Regions from separate parts of the Homo sapiens genome. Here region 2 is linked to region 1. Evidence: read pairs that join two places in POLR2A ChIA-PET (ENCODE). Cell type or tissue: GM12878. All regions are shown on one strand. Links, peaks and the distances in the headings refer to the core of each region. The heading gives the core; the rest is flanking DNA.

Region 1 (2,906 bases), core at 313-2,812:
GCTGCATTATTGTTAACTAAAATCGGTGGTTTACATCAGGGTTCACTCCTGTTGTTCATTTTATGATTTTTGACAAATGTATGGTGACATATACACCATTACAGTATCTAACGGCATAGTTTCACTGCCTTCAAAATCCCCTATGCCCTCTATTCATCTCTCACCCCTCCCCACAAATCCCCAGAAAATCTTTTAACTGTAGTTTTGCCTTTTCCTGAATGTCCTACAGCTGGAACCATACAGTATGTAAACTTTCAGATTAGCTTCTTTCATTTCACAGCATGCATTTGAGGTTCCTTCCTGTCTTTTCGTGGTTTGACAGCTCATTTCTTTTCAGAGTTGAATAATACTCCATTATGTGGATGCACCATTGTTGGTTGCTCCATTCACCTGCTGAAGGATATCTTGGTTATTTCCAAGGTTTGGCAATTAAGAATAAAGCTGCTGGCTGGGCACGGTGGCCCTCACCTGTAATCCCAGCACTCTGGGAGGCCGAGGCAGGTGCATCACCTGAGGTCAAGAGTTCAAGACCAGCCTGGCCAACATGGCGAAACCCCTGCTAAAAATGCAAAAACTAGCCGGGCATGGTGGTGGGCACCTGTAATCCCAGCTACTCGGGCAGCTGAGGCAGGAGAATCGCTTGAACCCAGGAAGCAGAGGTTGTAGTGAGCCAAGGTCGTGCCGTTGCTCTCCAGCCTGGGCGATAGAGCAAGACTCCATCTCAAAACAAAACAAAAGAAAACAAAACAACAAGCTGCTATAAATATCTGTGTGCAGGTTTTTGTGTGGACATAAATACCAAGGAGTTCAATCAGTTGTTGGCTTGTGTGGTAAAAGTGCATTTAGTTTTGTGAAAAACTGCCAAACTTGTCTTCCAAAGTGACTGTACCATTTTGCATCCCTGCTAGCAATGAATGAAAGTTCCTGTTGCTTCACATTCTGTCCAGCATTTGGTGTTTTCTATGTTCTGGAGCTGGCCATTCTAATAGCGTGTAATGGTGTCTTATCATTGTATTAATTTGCATTTCCCTGATGACATATGATGTTGAACATCTTTTCATGTGCTTATTTGCCATCTGTGTATCTTCTTTGGTGAGATATATTCAGTCTTTTTTTTTTTTTTTTTAGAGGCGGTGTCTTGCTATGTTGCCCAGGCTGGTCTCAAACTCCTGGGCTCAAGCAACCCTCCCGCCTCAGCCTCCCAAAGCGCTGGGACTACAGGTGAATCACCACACCCAGCCTATGCAAAGTCTTTGGTCTTTTTTAAAAATCAGATCGATTGTTTATCTCATTTAATTTTCACAACAGCCTTCTGAAGTTGCCCTGAGATGGAATATTATCCCAATTTTATAGGTAGCAGGGGGACCGGCGGGGCGCAGAGTTAAATGGCTTGCCCAAGCTCATAAGTAGACACACCTAGATGGCTGGCCTGCTGCTTCCTGGTTCTGTTCTCCTTTGGCTCATTCACCAGGTGGCCTATCCCCAGCCCCCACCCAGTTTTGTTGAAAGCAGCTGAGGACAAGATAGCAAAGTTCTGATAATCCCAGGCAGGCTTCCTGGAATCAGTGTGGGGGAGCTGGGGAACACCCCAGAATAGTGCCAAGACCTTGCTGAGGACTCCACCCACAGGAAATCCCCTGGTCTGTGGCGCCTCTGATGACAGATTTGACCAACTGCCCTGAAGTGTGTGATACAAGGCCTGCTCAGGACTGTTTCCTGGGTGCTTCTTGGGGCCAGGCCATGGGCTGGACGTGAGACAGTGGGTGGAAGTGGGGTGGAAATTCTACTAATTGCTATGGCTTTTGCTTCTGGGGAATTCCACTCTCACCCCATAGCCCTCTGCAGCCATCACAGTAAGCCTGCTTTCTTTAAAAGTAGGAAGTCACTGACACCTGTCACCCTCTATGTCTTAATTTTCCCCATTTCTTTCCCCATCGAACTCAGGAACCATAATCAAGAATTATCATGAAAGACCCTGTTAGTTCCAGTTTCCAGATGAGTAGAAAGTATCGCAATTTTTTGTTATGTTTTAATTAATTGTTAAGTATCTAAACAACGTAAAACTGATTCTCCCTGTAAAACTTGGACCTTACACATAAAGTCCCATAGGACCAGGCCGGGCGCAGTGGCTCACACCTGTAATCCCAGCACTTTAGGAGGCTGAGGCGGGTGCATCACCTGAGGTGAGGAGTCCAAGACCAGCCTGGCCAACATGGTGAAACCCTGTCTCTACTAAAAGTACAAAAATTAGCCGGGCATGATGGCAGGCACCTCTAATCCCAGCTACTCGGGAGGCTGAGGCAGGAGAATCACTTGAACCCGGTAGGTGGAGGTTGCAGTGAGCTCAGATCGCGCCACTGCACTCCGGTCTGGGTGACAGAGGAATACCCTGTCTAAAAACAAACAAACAAAAAAAACCTCCTGCAGGATCAGACAGCACCTACTCTATCTCCTGGTAACCAGGCCTGCCTGTAAAACAGGACCAGTGGAGGTCTCTTGCTTTCCCATCTTCTCTTCCCGCTGCCCCTTCCCTGGACCTAAGGGTGCGCACAAAGGCAACAATTGTCAGGAAAATGGATCCAGAAATGTAGCAGGCTCGGGAGTCTCTCGCAAGAGAATTCTGGCGTCCCAGTTTCCAGGGACTGTGATCTGGAAAGGGAAGTGCCACTAAATGCAGAACTTTTTGTCCCAAGGGAAGGATCCAGAGGGGACCAGAGTAGGACATCATTGACCTGGATTTAAGGGCAATGTTGCTGGGATCCTTCTCCCCTCTCTCACTAAACTCGAAGCTGTTACCAGGTTTCCCTTTAATTTACTGACATATGGAATACAGTGTCTTTATGCATAGAGAATGAAAAGCATTGTTACAAAGGTTATTTCCCTTCACTGCATGAATAAGATCATAC
Region 2 (2,906 bases), core at 108-2,607, 120 kb before region 1:
TCGTCCCGGGGCCCAGCCCACCCCGAGGAGAATGCCTGGGTGGCGAGTCCTCACGTCTCGGGAGTGAGCCGAGGGCCCTCTCGCCCCTTCCCTCTCCCCCTCCCCCTACTCCGTCTTGCTTTACAGAGAAATTCCAGCGGGGAGGGGGGCAGCGAATGGGAGGGGCAGAGAGGGTCGCGGCCGGATGCCCCCCCTTCCCGGCGCCCTCTGCATTCATGGAGACCCGCAAGTTCGGGCGCTTCCCGCGTGGCAGGCTCGCCTCTTGAAGTTCCCCTGTCCACTTCCCCTTCCGATTACTGACTGTTCCCGAGCGTGAAGCTCGCCATCGAATCCAATCCCCGGTGGTTTTGCAGACTCTCACACGTGGGGTGGGGCGTGAGAGGGTGCGGAGGTTGGCAGGAATGTCTCTAGGAGGCTTGGACTGGAAACTGAGTTTTCCCTTTTGGTCGCCACTCCAGCCATGTGTTAAAACCCTAATGTCTTGTTAAAATGCACTCCACCTAGCACGCGGGAAAACGCATGTTGCCTTCTAGGCAAAAGTGCACACTTTCTTTCAGTGTAGACTTCGGTTTCAAGAAAAAGCGCAAGAGCCTGTGCTCTGGCTTTGAAGTCCAAACTGATCACCGTGGCGCGGGGGTGGGGGGCGGCGGGAGGGGGTAGATTGTTGGTTCTTCCTTATCTCCTTTTCACCCTTCACGGAAAAAAAAATACATATATATATATCCCATGTAGGACTGGTGATAAACTTTAGCGAACGCCAGTTTTATTGGACTTTTATTCTTTTTCCGGCCGGCTCCCCACCCTCTACGCTAGCGTTTTGGAGTTTCGGTTGGAAAGTGTACAAAGCCTGGAGGTGGAGGGTGCAGCAGGGTGTTGGGTGTTTATAGGCACTTTTCTGCAGGAGCCTGCAGCACTAAGCACACATACTCCCAAGCTTACCTGGAGGATGCCTCCCAGCCAGGTGATTCCGCGGTCGGCTCAAGGCCCGGGAGCAGCGCGAGTTCGAGTCCCGCCTTCTCCGCGCAGGGGCGCCTAGGCCAGGTGGGGAGCGGGTAGTGACTGAGTTCAGGCTCAGAAATGGGAGCCACTGCCTTCCCCTCGGCTCCCCCAAAGAGTGGAGCTGTGTTTGTGTTTCTCCGTGGAGGGATGGACGGTCAATCAAAACCGAAAACCCGACTGGCAAAATGCGAGGGGACACATAAATCCGAGGGGACACATAGGAGGCACATCAAGAGGAAGGAGGGAGTGCAGGCAAAGTAGAAAAATGCGGACAAGGAGAAGAGGAAAACGTCGGGAAGCGGAGAGCACGGGGGAGCAGGGTGGGTGGGGACGGGCAGTGCGATTGCAGGTGTTCACTCGCTTCCGGGACCCTCTGGTCGCAGCCGCGCCCGCCGGGGCGCTGGGCCGCTGCGTTCTGGAGGGGGGCAGAGTCCGCCAGGCCTGTGCATCCGCACTCCCTTCGGCGAATTTCGGCTTGGACGGGGCTGGATTACTGAGGCGGCAGATGCGACAGGCGTGAGTTAAGAAGGCGAGCGCCTGCCGTCTGTCACCCACCTAGCATCTCACTCCCCTCCCTTCGGAAAAAAAAAAAATTAAAAGACCCGAACTTCCCCCTCTTCCTGTCTGATTCAGCTTAGGACACGCCTCACGCGGCCGAAAATAGCTCTGGAAATACATTTGCTTTACAAAAGTGAATTTTCCAATAAGCTTTGGGGCGGGGGGCGTCCGGCGGTCGGCGTCGGGGGGTCCTGCCTCCCGGGAGGAGAAGGAACCGGCCGCCTCCGCCCTTCTCCCCCTCCAGGCGCCCCCGGGAGGGGGCCGCTGGGCGGCGGAATCGCGCCTCCGCTCGGGGAGCCACCACGCGGCTTTTTCGCGGAATTTTGACGTCATCCACACGTGGGGGAAGGGGCTGGGAGAGCAAGAGGAAGCGGCGGGGGAGGGGGCCGCGGCTGGGAGAGCGCGGCGGCGGCGCGGCGGGTCTGGCACCCTCGCGGTGGGCGCAGCGCCGGGCAGGGTCCGGGCCCTGGGCAGCGCGGCAGAGGAGGCCGTGCCGCGGACCCCGGAGCCAGCGCCGCGACCCGCCTCCCTCCCCGCCCCCCGCCCCTCGCCATCTTCCACCCCCAAGCAGTTTATTTTTTCTACTTTGAAATCGGGGCCGCTCTTTGCTCCGGAAAAAGCTCATTTCTTTAGGTTATGGTCCTGTTCCGCTGGGTACTGAGATCAGACTGAAATCCCGATCACTGGTCGCGACCCCCGCCACTTGACTTTCTATCCTCTCTCCACTTGAGAGTCGTGAATGTCTTTTTCGGTTCCTCGGGGAGTGAGTTCTGCATTGACTTTTACACCCGGAGTTTTTCATGCGCGACATATTCCTCCCTGCTCCCCCGCCCCATTCACCATCTCAGTATCAGCTGGGTTGGTTAATACGATGGCTATTACATGTAAGATAACCCGTGCATGCATTGTGAGCGATATCGGATGAATTTTGCTGCATTTGGAACAAATGGATCTAGAAATACCCTTTCAAAACAGTTTTACAAATCGATGTGAAAACATGTAGGGCGACTCCCTTCCCACTCGCTGGATACCCTCGTGGCATCCGTGCTCATGCAGAATCTTCTAAACTGCAAGGGCTGAAAACTGCAGCTGCAGAGTGAGCCCACGCACCTTCATTTCCCCTAAATTTGGGCAAAGTCCTTTTAATCTTTCAATCTGGGGGGTTATAGCTGAAATGTGTCATTATTTTCTAAACCCACGGTGACAGTTCTGAGTTTATGCTGAAATTTACAAGGAGCTTCAGTGGGGATGTTTGGGAGAGAAATACTGTGAACTGACTTTTACCTCTTTGAGGTAAAGGGGCTGTTGTAGGAATCAGATGCAGAAAGCTAGGGGTGTCTGAAAATGTG

What was found. ChIA-PET counts read pairs that join two places held together with the same protein. Peaks named below come from ENCODE experiments on the same cell type or tissue, not always from the same donor. Only the 100,000 strongest peaks of a DNase experiment are listed, where the experiment ranks them.
Region 2: POLR2A ChIA-PET joins it to region 1 with 10 read pairs; 17 of 35 experiments call an interaction of 5 or more read pairs at or near these places.

The regions. Positions count from the first base shown.
Region 1 is chr12:4,152,388-4,155,293 of GRCh38, reverse strand. No RefSeq gene overlaps it. Among named protein-coding and RNA genes, the nearest start is that of CCND2, 120 kb to the left of the region's middle. RefSeq lists an enhancer at 1,382-1,751 and a cis regulatory region at 1,279-1,872. In GM12878, for the core only: a CTCF peak has its summit at 1,650; a DNase peak (open chromatin) is centred at 1,723; H3K4me3 peaks cover 465 bases; H3K27ac peaks cover 2,500 bases.
Region 2 is chr12:4,268,402-4,271,307 of GRCh38, reverse strand. All of the region lies in intron 1 of CCND2-AS1 (CCND2 antisense RNA 1), which reads left to right. Among named protein-coding and RNA genes, the nearest start is that of CCND2, 3.9 kb to the left of the region's middle. RefSeq lists silencers at 56-125, 1,640-1,709, 1,720-1,929. In GM12878, for the core only: a CTCF peak has its summit at 1,829; DNase peaks (open chromatin) are centred at 1,639 and 1,858; H3K4me3 peaks cover 2,500 bases; H3K27ac peaks cover 1,922 bases.